2 separate regions of the Homo sapiens genome follow, and region 2 is linked to region 1. A link is an interaction called in ENCODE POLR2A ChIA-PET data of the cell type or tissue named here. Cell type or tissue: PC-3. All regions are shown on one strand. Each heading gives the region's core, and the rest is flanking DNA. Links, peaks and the distances in the headings are about the cores only. Region 1 overlaps LRP1B (LDL receptor related protein 1B). Region 2 overlaps LRP1B (LDL receptor related protein 1B).

The links. Peaks named below come from ENCODE experiments on the same cell type or tissue, not always from the same donor. Only the 100,000 strongest peaks of a DNase experiment are listed, where the experiment ranks them.
Region 2: POLR2A ChIA-PET joins it to region 1 with 6 read pairs; 2 of 35 experiments call an interaction of 5 or more read pairs at or near these places.

What each region holds. Positions count from the first base shown.
Region 1 is chr2:141,274,718-141,280,107 of GRCh38, forward strand. The region is part of intron 3 of LRP1B (LDL receptor related protein 1B); the gene reads right to left. Among named protein-coding and RNA genes, the nearest start is that of MIR7157, 690 kb to the left of the region's middle. In PC-3, for the core only: no CTCF peak of the experiment used is centred there; no DNase peak of the experiment used is centred there.
Region 2 is chr2:141,338,915-141,344,304 of GRCh38, forward strand. All of the region lies in intron 3 of LRP1B (LDL receptor related protein 1B), which reads right to left. Among named protein-coding and RNA genes, the nearest start is that of MIR7157, 750 kb to the left of the region's middle. In PC-3, for the core only: no CTCF peak of the experiment used is centred there; a DNase peak (open chromatin) is centred at 2,767; H3K27ac peaks cover 993 bases.

The DNA of each region.
Region 1 (5,390 bases), core at 70-5,069:
TATAAAGCCATTATTTTTAAATCACATACAAAAAAACTAGACATTACAATGGCACTGAAAACTTCAGTAGCAGAAGTGGAATTTAGAAAGCAGTTAAGTACTACCTTAAATTCTAATATATAATGATTTTCAACTTCTACTTCTATGCATAGTCAAACTATCAGTTAAGAGAACAGAATAAAGACGTTTTTGGACATATAAGTCAACCAAAAATTTATTACCCAAGCAACTTTTCTCAGGAAGCTTATACAGAAGCAACAATACAGAAACATTTTTGTCCTCCACCAAAAAAGAGAAAACCAAGTTGGAAAAAGGCGAATGATCCAGAAGACAGAAGAGCCTACACATGAGAAAGCAAAGCTACTTCCCAGGAGGCTGGTAAAAGGAAATCCTGATAACACCCATGCAACCAGTCTAAACTACAACAAATACACAAGGGGTTTCAGAAGTTGTATCACCAATAATTTTTTTTAAAATAGTAAAGTAAATAAATGTATTCATAGCATACTATGTGGTTCAGCTCTCTAGATAATATACAAGGAGGTGAAAACAGTGAATATTGGTTTAAACAATACTGTGATATAATATTGGAAACATCTGTGTGGTAGGCAGAGTATGGGGGAGAATTCTAAGCAAACAAAATATTCATCTTTCAGTAGGGAGGGAGTTGATGGTACCTAAACTGGAAAAGTCAGGAAATACCAGTAATGGTCGGGTGTGGTGGCTCATGCCTGCAATCCCAGCACTTTGGGCGGCCAAGGCGAGTGAATTGCTTGAGCCCAGGAGTTTGAGATCAGCCTGGGCAACATGGCAAAACCCCATCTGTACAAAAAAATACAAAAATCAGCTGGGCATGGTGGTGCATGTCTGTAGTCTTGACTACTATTTGGGAGGCTGAGGTGGGAGGATAACTTAAGCCCAGAAGGTTGACGCTGCAGTAAGCCATAATTGCGCCACTGCACTCTAGGATGGATGACAGAGTGAGACCCTTTTTCAAAAAATAAAAGAAAAGAAATATCAGTATAAGCATGTTATTTTTTAAATATGCAGACTAAAACACATTCAAAGAAAAGCTAAAAGTGGGGTGTCTTTGGAGAACAGAAATTAGAAATGGCGTAGTGTGAAGTAGATAACCACTCATCTGTATGTTAAGCTTTACAGAACAATTTGAATTTTAAGCCATGTAATGTACATATATATATATATACACATACACATATATAAAACTTTTATTTCAAAACTGATTAAGTTAAAAATATAAACCAGATGGCCTCTCTATAAGTTTTCACATATAATCAGTGCAAACATGTTTACACTTTTGGGTGCTTTCTGAGGGATTTCATCAAACAAAAGTATTCATTTTAATGGATCATATTTTTTTGGTGAAGGCTATCTTAGCTGTTTTCACTCATTGCTTTCCAAAAGTATTTTATTTTTTATTTCCACTTTCCAAAACACTTGTAATATTTAATTCTCTCAACCTGTTTGTGGTTTCACATAACTATCTTCACTTCCTTCGCAGCACTTACCACAGTCTGTAAATTATTTCAATTATTCTTTGGCTTGATAATTTTTACTTTTTTTTTTAGCTTTTAGTTTTAGGGGTACATGTGCAGGTTTGCTATATAGGTAAGTTGTGTGTCACTGGGGTTTGGTGTATAGATTATTTTGTCACTGAGGTAATAAGCACAGTATCTAACAGGTAGTTTTTCCATCTTGACTCTCCTCCCACCTCCCAGCCTCAAGTAGGCCCCAGTGTCTTTTGTTCCCTTCTTTGTGTCCATATGTACTCAATGTTTAACTCCCATTTACTAGTGAGAACACATGGGGTTTGTTTTTCTGTTCCTGCATTAGTTTGCTTAGGATAATGGCCTCCAGCTCCATCCATGTTGATGCAAAGGATATAATCTCATTCTATTTTTTTCTTTCTTTCTTTCTTTCTTTTTTTTTTTTTTTTGAGACAGAGTGTTGCTCTGTCGCCCAGGCTGGAGTGCAGTGGCAAGATCTTGGCTCACTGCAAGCTCCGCCTCCCCGGTTCACGCCATTCTCCTGCCTCAGCCTCCCGAGTAGCTGGGACTACAAGCGGCCGCCACCACGCCCAGCTAACTTTTTGTATTTTTAGTAGAGATGGGGTTTCACCCTGTTAGCCAGGATGGTCTTGATCTCCTGACCTCGTGATCTGCCCGCCTCGGCCTCCCAGAGTGCTGGGATTACAGGCGCGAGACACCGCTCCCGGCCCCCATCTCATTCTATTTTTATGGATATGTATACATAGTATTCCATGGTGTACATGTGTCAAATTTTCTTTATCTGGTCTACTGTTCATGGGCATCTAGGTTGATTCCATGTCTTTGCTATTATGAATAGTGCTGTAATAAACATGCAAGTGCATACGTCTTTATGGTAGAACAATTTATTTTCCTTTGGGTGTATATTTAATAATGGGATTCCTGGGTCAAACGATAGTTCTGTTTCAAGCTATTTGAGAAATCGCCAACCTACTTTCCACAGTGGTTGAACAAATTTACATTCCCACCAGCAGTGTATAAGCATTCCCTTTTCACCACAGTCTTGCCAGAATCTGTTATTTTTAGGCTTTTTAATAATAGCCATTCTAACTGATGTGAGATGGTATCTGACTGTGGTTTCGATTTGCATTTCTCTAATGATTAGTGATGTTGAACATTTTTTCATATGTTTGTTGGCCACGTGTATGTCTTCTTTTGAAAAGTTCCACAGGTAGTTTAATTGCTTTCACTTTTTCTTGCCTTCAGTGTTAACTGTGAATACTGTTGAGATATCATTTAATAACATAGCTTCAGGCTGATTAACTGAACAGCAAAGCCATGATTAAAACTTTAACTTTTGGGAATAAAAGATAGCAGATTATATAATCAGAAAATATATGGATGGGAGTATATATTTTTTGTTGTTGTTGTTTTTCATCCTTTTTTTTTTTTTTTCTGTTGGTGCATATATGTCAGATTGGAAAAAGCTAGCCTATGACACCCAGGGAAAGAATGTGAGGTGAATGTTCTCACCCAAAAAGAAGATCACACAATCCAATTATTATTTAGAAGTGGTGCAGATACAAGATAATTTAAAAAGAGAGTAGTATATTAATCACAAGTGCTACCCAAAGGGGCAGATTATATGTATTTGCACATTGGAAAGGCAAACAAAATAAAACCCTCAAAAATCCCAAAATAAAATACAATAACCTTATGGGATATTGCAATGACACGTAAGAATAATAATATCCATACTTCTTGAAAATAATAAGAAAACATTAAGTAAATATAAGAGCTCAAGCTTATCTTCCCAATATTTCAACAAGCAAATTTATTTTGATTCGTGAGCATGAGTCAAACTCATCAAAATCCTAAGTTGTCTCAAATTTCCTTTCTTAGACTCATTATATGTACTCTACAAAGGTAAAGGAAAAAAATATAATAAAGTTTCTGAAGGAGAGGTATTAATGCTTCAGGAGAAATTGGCTGGGGCTCAGAGAATTGCTCAGTCCCAGGAAGAGTCACCTTGAGATTATCCAAATTTTCTGTTACATTCTAGGTAGAACCCAGTACTCCAGGCTTCTATCCTTGCTTCGGGCCTGGCAAAGATAGGCTTCCTAGTATAAATAGTATATAATAGTATATTCCTAGTATAAATAGGTCAGCTGCAGAAGAAGGCTTTGGATCTTGTTTGTACTATGCCACGTTAGAAACCTGTTCACTTTGGCCTTTAATTTTAAAATTAATTAATCTATTATTTAATTAACTACATGTACTGGGTCACGTTGCTGACTAAGTAAAGCAGAGTGAATTTCCTAAGGCTATAATCCGACTCTTAGGAAGAAAGATTAGTGTAACACTATGGCTAAAATGATGAGGGTGATCTTTTCCCTTAGCTTATTTTTATTTCACCTAGGGAATACTTTGCATAGAAGGAGCAAAGGGACCCATGAGGCCTGCTTTGTTGAAGCTTAAAATAATGTAGGCTTCACAATTCCATACATTCAAGTCTGGAAGACCAACAGACTGACTTCTGCCTAAACTGGTCTTCTGTTTATCTTTTGGGGGTAAAATATCCAGGGAAGGCTGAGTTGATACCCTTTCCTTAATTTTACTTCTTGCCCTTTCCTATTATCTGTCTCTGGCCAATACTGAGATTTCTTCAATTACTCTTAATTGCACAGGCAGAATACACAGCCTGAGAGTGGAGCTAGAAGAAAACACTTGGTTCCGTTTTATTGGAGGGGATGGACATACCTATTTACCTATGCAAAAATTATTTAAATTAGCCAACAGATAAATTATTCAAGGATTATCATTAATTTATGTGAAGAATAATTATTCTCTCATACTTTATAACATCTCTGATTTTGTAAATAAATAGGACATTTTAAATTAACAGTTTTTTGGGGGATAGTAGGTATCTTATACAAACCATACAGAAACGAAGCAAAAAAAAAGGTTGAAAAGATTAAATGAATTGATTATGCACCTAATTTTTTAAATGTTTATAGTAATTCTTATAATGTTAAATATTGAGTATTTTGGGGAAGGAATCAAGGCATATACTCAGGAGAATTCATTTTAGAAATCCATGATGCAGGTTGCAAAATTATCCTAACACCAAGTCTTACAGTAAATCCTTTTGGTTCTATGGATTTTTGATACTTGGAAAAGTACCAAAAGATTGGTACTGTAGAAGTGATTACTCAAAGAGTTAATTGCCTTCTAGAACAATTTAATCAGTCCTTAGGGTAATAGAAAGTGGTTTGCTTGGCATGTCACAAATTAGAAAACAATTGCTTGAAAGCATTGCAAGAAAAAGTACTGGATTTCTCCAGTACCCCCAGGGCCTTAGGAGTGTCTGACACATGAAATATGTCAGTAAACATGTGCTGAATGAAAACTACATGTCTGTCATATTTCATTTCTTCTTTTGGAGCCTGGAACAAGCTATCCTCTCAACGAAGATGTGATTCATTCGTTTGCCTCTTAATATAGGCAAGCTCTGACTTACGATTTGTCAATCTGAGCAGCACTAATTTTTGGAGGGGAGGGATAATACAATAGGTTGTTTTCAAACATGTTGGTGAAGATAAGGGATAATACAATAGGTTGTTTTCAAACATGTTGGTGAAGATAAAGTTAATGTCTCAAGGCAAGCTAGTCACTGTCAATAGAAAATCAGTTTCCATTAGCAATTTACTTTTATTTTGTGGATGCAAACTTATAGACTGTGGGTCCCTTATCTCTTCTTCTACCAGCAGATTTGTGCTTCTACAGAATTTAGTAGCAAAAGCCCAAGTAAACAAGTTGAATCCCTTTAAGTAAAGGAAAACCATAATTATGGTCAATTTTAGAGTTTTTAAAAGTAATGTT
Region 2 (5,390 bases), core at 296-5,295, 64 kb after region 1:
ATCCAGTTTCTTTTCTCATGCCTTCTCCCTAATGTTGACCAGCCTGCCATTCATAGGATATGACAGGCGTTCATGACTCTTGTTGCTTGCTTGCATTTTCTCTCGGTGAGAATGTGTTTCTCCTCCCTACTTCACTTGGCCAACTTCCTTTTATTCTTCAGAACTGACAGGAATCATGCTACTTTCCAGAATATTTTCCCTGAACTCCAGGCTAAGACTTAACATGCTTCCTCTGGTGTTTTTTTATATGACTTTTTTCAAAAAAGATATTGTTTTACTCTACATTTTATGTCTATAAATTTTTTCCCTAATTAGATTATAAGTGATTCAAGGGCAGGAATCTTGCTTCTTTATGTTTGTCATCTCACTACTGCTTGGGGTAACGCAAAAAAAAAAAAAAGCATTCAAAACTACTGAATTTAATTGAACATATAATGAACTTTCTAAAGTCAATACTCTGGACCTTTGATGGAATAGAGATTAAGTCTTGAGACAATTTTAGGCTTTTCTTTTACTACATATTGGGCTTAAAACTTGGCTTTACCATATGCTAGATGTATGCCAGTCAGCAAGTTAAACATCCCTCATTACCTCAGTTTTCTCATCTGAAAAAGAGAGCTGGTAATAGTACTTCTCTCAAAAAGCTGCAGAGCCTTGCAGAAATAATCATAAGCAGAGAGCAAAAGGAATGGTTAGTGATACAAGTCAGCACTCCTTGTATATTCTCTAACCACTGGCGAAACCAGTCTCAGTTTGAATGTGGCGTGGTTTCAACATGAAGTCAATCATATTAAAAGATTTTCTTTCAAATAATTTGGCCCAGAGAAGAGTCATGGTTTATTTATTTTTCTCTTTTATTTATTTATTTATTTATTTATTTTACAGCTTTAGAGGGCAGCAGTGCAGGTCTGTTACATGGACATATTGTGTGGTGGTAAAGGCTGGGTGTTTAGTGCACTCATCACCAGATCAGTGAACATTGTGCCAAATAGGTAATTTTTCAGCTTTCACCCCCCTCCAAACCTCCCCACCACTGGAGTCTCCAGGTGTCTCTCATTCTCCTCTATATGTCTATGTGTACCCACTGTTTAGCTCCCACTTAGAAGTGAGAGAGACATAGTTTAACGGCAAGAAATAACTCCAATATAAAGCTTCTCACACCTCTAGCCATCTTCTTTAATCACCCATCTCATTTATAGTTTTGTGAGTAACTAAATTCTGTGCTATTTATGTAGGTTTGACCGAAGAAAAATCCCCTTCAACTTTTGAATAGTTTGGAATATGCCTGTTAAAGTGGAAAGAACAATCAAGTCTATTTCTTCTGATTACTTGCAATTTGGTAGCCAATTTTATTACAAGCCTCATGTGAGAAGCACCAGGCAGCACTGTTTGCTGACTATATCAATTCTTTTTCAAATTGTTCAACACATTTCAAAGTCTCAGCATACAATTTCCTTGCTTTTCTTCACATCAGAGTGAGAAAAGGGTACATAAATCTTTAGAAAATGAGGCCTCTGAAGCAGCAAGAATAATGCTATTGTCAATATACTAAAAGCTGTTTTAACTCTTCTATACAATTCTTATAAAAGCAAAAATGCCTTTAATAAATGCAGTGACCCTGATAAAAATAAAAGATTACTATATACATACCATTACAAATGTTCTAAAAGGTTTCATGTAGTACTTCACTAATTTAAGTGATCTCTGTAATGAGGGACTCCAAGCTATTTCATTATCATAATTTTATTGCTGACCCACCAAAGAAAAGGTAATATAATCTTCAAATTATCCTAGCTCTCTAGTATTCATCAAGGAAGGGAATTTAAACAGTCAATACCCCTTGAAAAGTAGTCTTCTTTCAGTAATACTTATTTTAAGTTGCCATGACTTAAATAGTTTTGCCTCTGGTCTAGATGTCATTTCAAACAGGAAGAAACAGAACAACAAAAAACAATCAGGAACTTTAAAAAATTACTGAAGAAACATTTCAAACTCAAGAGGAGAGTTTGGGCACAGATACGCAGATAAGTATGTATTATTGCTAAGTTTTGATCGCACAGACAAAACCAAGCCCAGGTGCTCAAAATAATCCAGTGATGAAAATGATCTAGATTTTCAATTCTAAGATGATACATCATGGCAAATATAGGAAAAAGATAGCATTTATGGATGAGTTACTTATATTAATCCATAGCTGTCACTATGCATTAAGTATGATTGATATCTCCCTTGTACATTTTAGGAAGCAAGCACAGGCTAATCTGCAGATGAAGTAGTGTTTAGCATGTACCTGGATAGAAATGAGCAGCTTTCAACAGTGCCTAATTTGAGCCATTCTGAGCATCTGAATACTGAATGTCATACCCATGTATGGAATTCTCACTTCAGTTATCTCTAATAATTCCTACAGGGATTTTTTTTATCTTGAACTGTTTAAAAACAAAGTTATGAAAATTTTACGCATACACACATTTCTCAGATCAGTTTCCAGTTCCTCCTCATTAAAGAAATAGAGATTGGCTTAGATCTAAATGTCTTCTCTCCCTCTTTCCCTCCCTCTCTCTATGATGTATGACTCACTATTTTTACGTCTCACAATGCTTTATTTTCAATTTAATACACTTCTCTTCATGTTTCAGTGACACAGTGGAAACTGGCCAGATGTTAAATAATAACATTCTCTTTTCCTAGTTACATAGCAGCACTACAGTTTTTAGCTTTCCTTGTACTTAAGTAGGGACCATATAACTCATCCCCAAAGAATGCGGATGGAAATAATGTGAGCTTCTTCCAGGCCTTGCCACAAAAACCATTCATGAGATTATCCACACATCTTTCCTCTTCTACTGCCATTTTTAAAAGATGTCAGCATCATAAGATGGAAAGATCTTGGCCCTGAGTCATTATTTAAAGCAGGAACTGCCTGAACTGCATAGATATAAACTTTGTGTAAAACCAATATTTGGAGGGGTGTTTATGATAGCAGTCAGCATCATTATCCTGCATAATCAAAATGTTAAGGTCATTGAAAGATATCATAACCCAGGCGGCCGGGCGCAGTAGCTCACACCTGTAATCCCAGCACTTTGGGAGGCCGAGGCGGGCGGATCACGAGGTCAGGAGATCAAGACCATTCTGGCTAACACAATGAAACCCCGTCTCCACTAAAAATACAAAAAATTAGCCAGGAGTGGTGGTGGGCGCCTGTAGTCCTAGCTACTTGGGAGGCTGAGGCAGGAGAATGGCGTGAACTTGGGAGGTGGAGGTTGCAGTGAGCCGAGATCGTGCCACCGCACTCCAGCCAGGGTGACAGAGTGAGACTCCATCTCAAAAAAAAAAAAAATAAAATAAATAAAAATAAAATAAATAAATAAATAAATAAATAAAAGGTATCATAACCCAATATCATTCTGTCACTGGCCTACAATGGATGTCTGAATTTTCTATAACTACTCACAACTTTGGTTGCAATCTTCAGAATCAGTGTCAATACATTATGGCCAAAAGGTAATTCACTAAATGATTAATATCTTACCAGTATGTGACAGAAATAACACCAACTTAAACTCACAAGGTCTGAGCTATAGAATAACCCATTTAGAGAAGAACATGAATGACCTGATTGAACTGAAAAACACAGCACAAGAACTTCATGAAGCATACACAAGTATCGATAGCCGAACTGAGCAAGCAGAAGAAAGGATATCAGAGATCGAAGAACAACTTAATGAAATAAAGTGTGAAGACAAGATTAGAGCAAAAAGAATGAAAAGGAACAAACAAAGCCTTCAAGAAATATGGGACTATGTGAAAAGACCAAACCTACATTGGAATGGTGTACCTGAAAGTGACAGGGAGAATGAAACCAAATTGCAAAACACCCTTCAGGATATTATCCAGGAGAACTTCCTCAACCTAGCAAGACAGGCCAACATTCAAATTCAGGAAATACAGAGAACACCACAAAGATATTCCTTGAGAAGAGCAACCCCAAGACACGTAATCGTCAGATTCACCAAGGTTGACATGAAGGAAAAAAATGTTAAGGGCAGCCAGAGAGAAAGGTCGGGTTACCCACAAAGGGAAGCCCATCCGACTAACAGAGGGTCTCTCTGCAGAAACCCTACAAGCCAGAAGAGAGTGGGGGCCAATATTCAACATTCTTAATGATTCATACTTTTTAAGTCACATTTTCTCTGTTTAATTTTGAATTTCTATTACTACATCTTTAAATTTACTAATCTTCTATTCCAAATGTATAATCGTCCATTATTCCCATGTAGTGGAGTTTTCATTTCAGCATTGTAGTTTTCATCACTAGAAGTTCTATTTAGGTCTTTGCATAATTTCTTTATCTCTACTTAACATACCCAGTCTTTCCTGTAGCTTCTTGAACTTATGGAATACAGTTACAAGAATTATTCTAATAGCCTTGTCTACTACTTCTATCATCTGTATCATTTTCAACAGATTTTTAGTCCTAAGTATGAATCAAATTTTCTTGCTTTTTTGATTGGCTGTCAATTTTTGATTGAACACAAGATAATGTGATTCACGCTTTTGTGTGCTAGATATTTTTGTGGGCCTGTAATTATTTTTGAGCTTTGTTTTGTGAAGCAGTTATTTAGAAATGGGGTGAATCTTTCTGGTCTTTATGTTAAGCTTTGTTTGATAGAGCCAGAACAGCATTTCAGGCTAGATCTAATTTTTCCACATTAATGATGCAAAGCACTTCTGATAAGCTTACTTTATGATGTGTGAATCACTCTGGCTGATGGGAAGAGGCACTATGTCCAGTCTGCTTTGAGCTCTGTAAATTTTCCCCTCTAATCCTTACAGGTTGCTTTTTACCTAGCCTTGTATAGTTTTCTTATAAGCATGTGCTCATTAGTGTTCTCATGTGAATAATAGAAGAAAATGTTCTGCAGATCTCCAAAGTTCTTTTTGGTTCCTTCCTCTTGAGATTCGTTCCCTGGGAATTCTAGCCACCTTGACCTCACAGAATTCCCAGCTCTCTCTCTCTTTGGCTCAGGAAGACATCTGTGGTCTGCCTAGAGGAACCTCCCCATGCCACAGTCTGGAAGATTTTTTCAGACAATATCTGAGGCGATCAAGTGCCCACCTCATTTGTTTCCTATCTTTCAGGAAACATTGCCCTTTATTACCCAGTGCCCATGTCTTGAAAACCATTGTTTCATGCATTTTGTGTTTTGACGTTGTTTCCTTGTTTTAGGTCAAAGGGTAAATCTCATCTCTGTCATGTCCCCTTGGCTGGAATAGAAAGCCTGATTGAAATTTAAATAAAATTATGTCCCTCCTTTCCTTAAAAATCTTCTCTTCACATCTCACTTAGTAACAGCTAAAGTCCTTACACAGGTCTACAGGGTCCT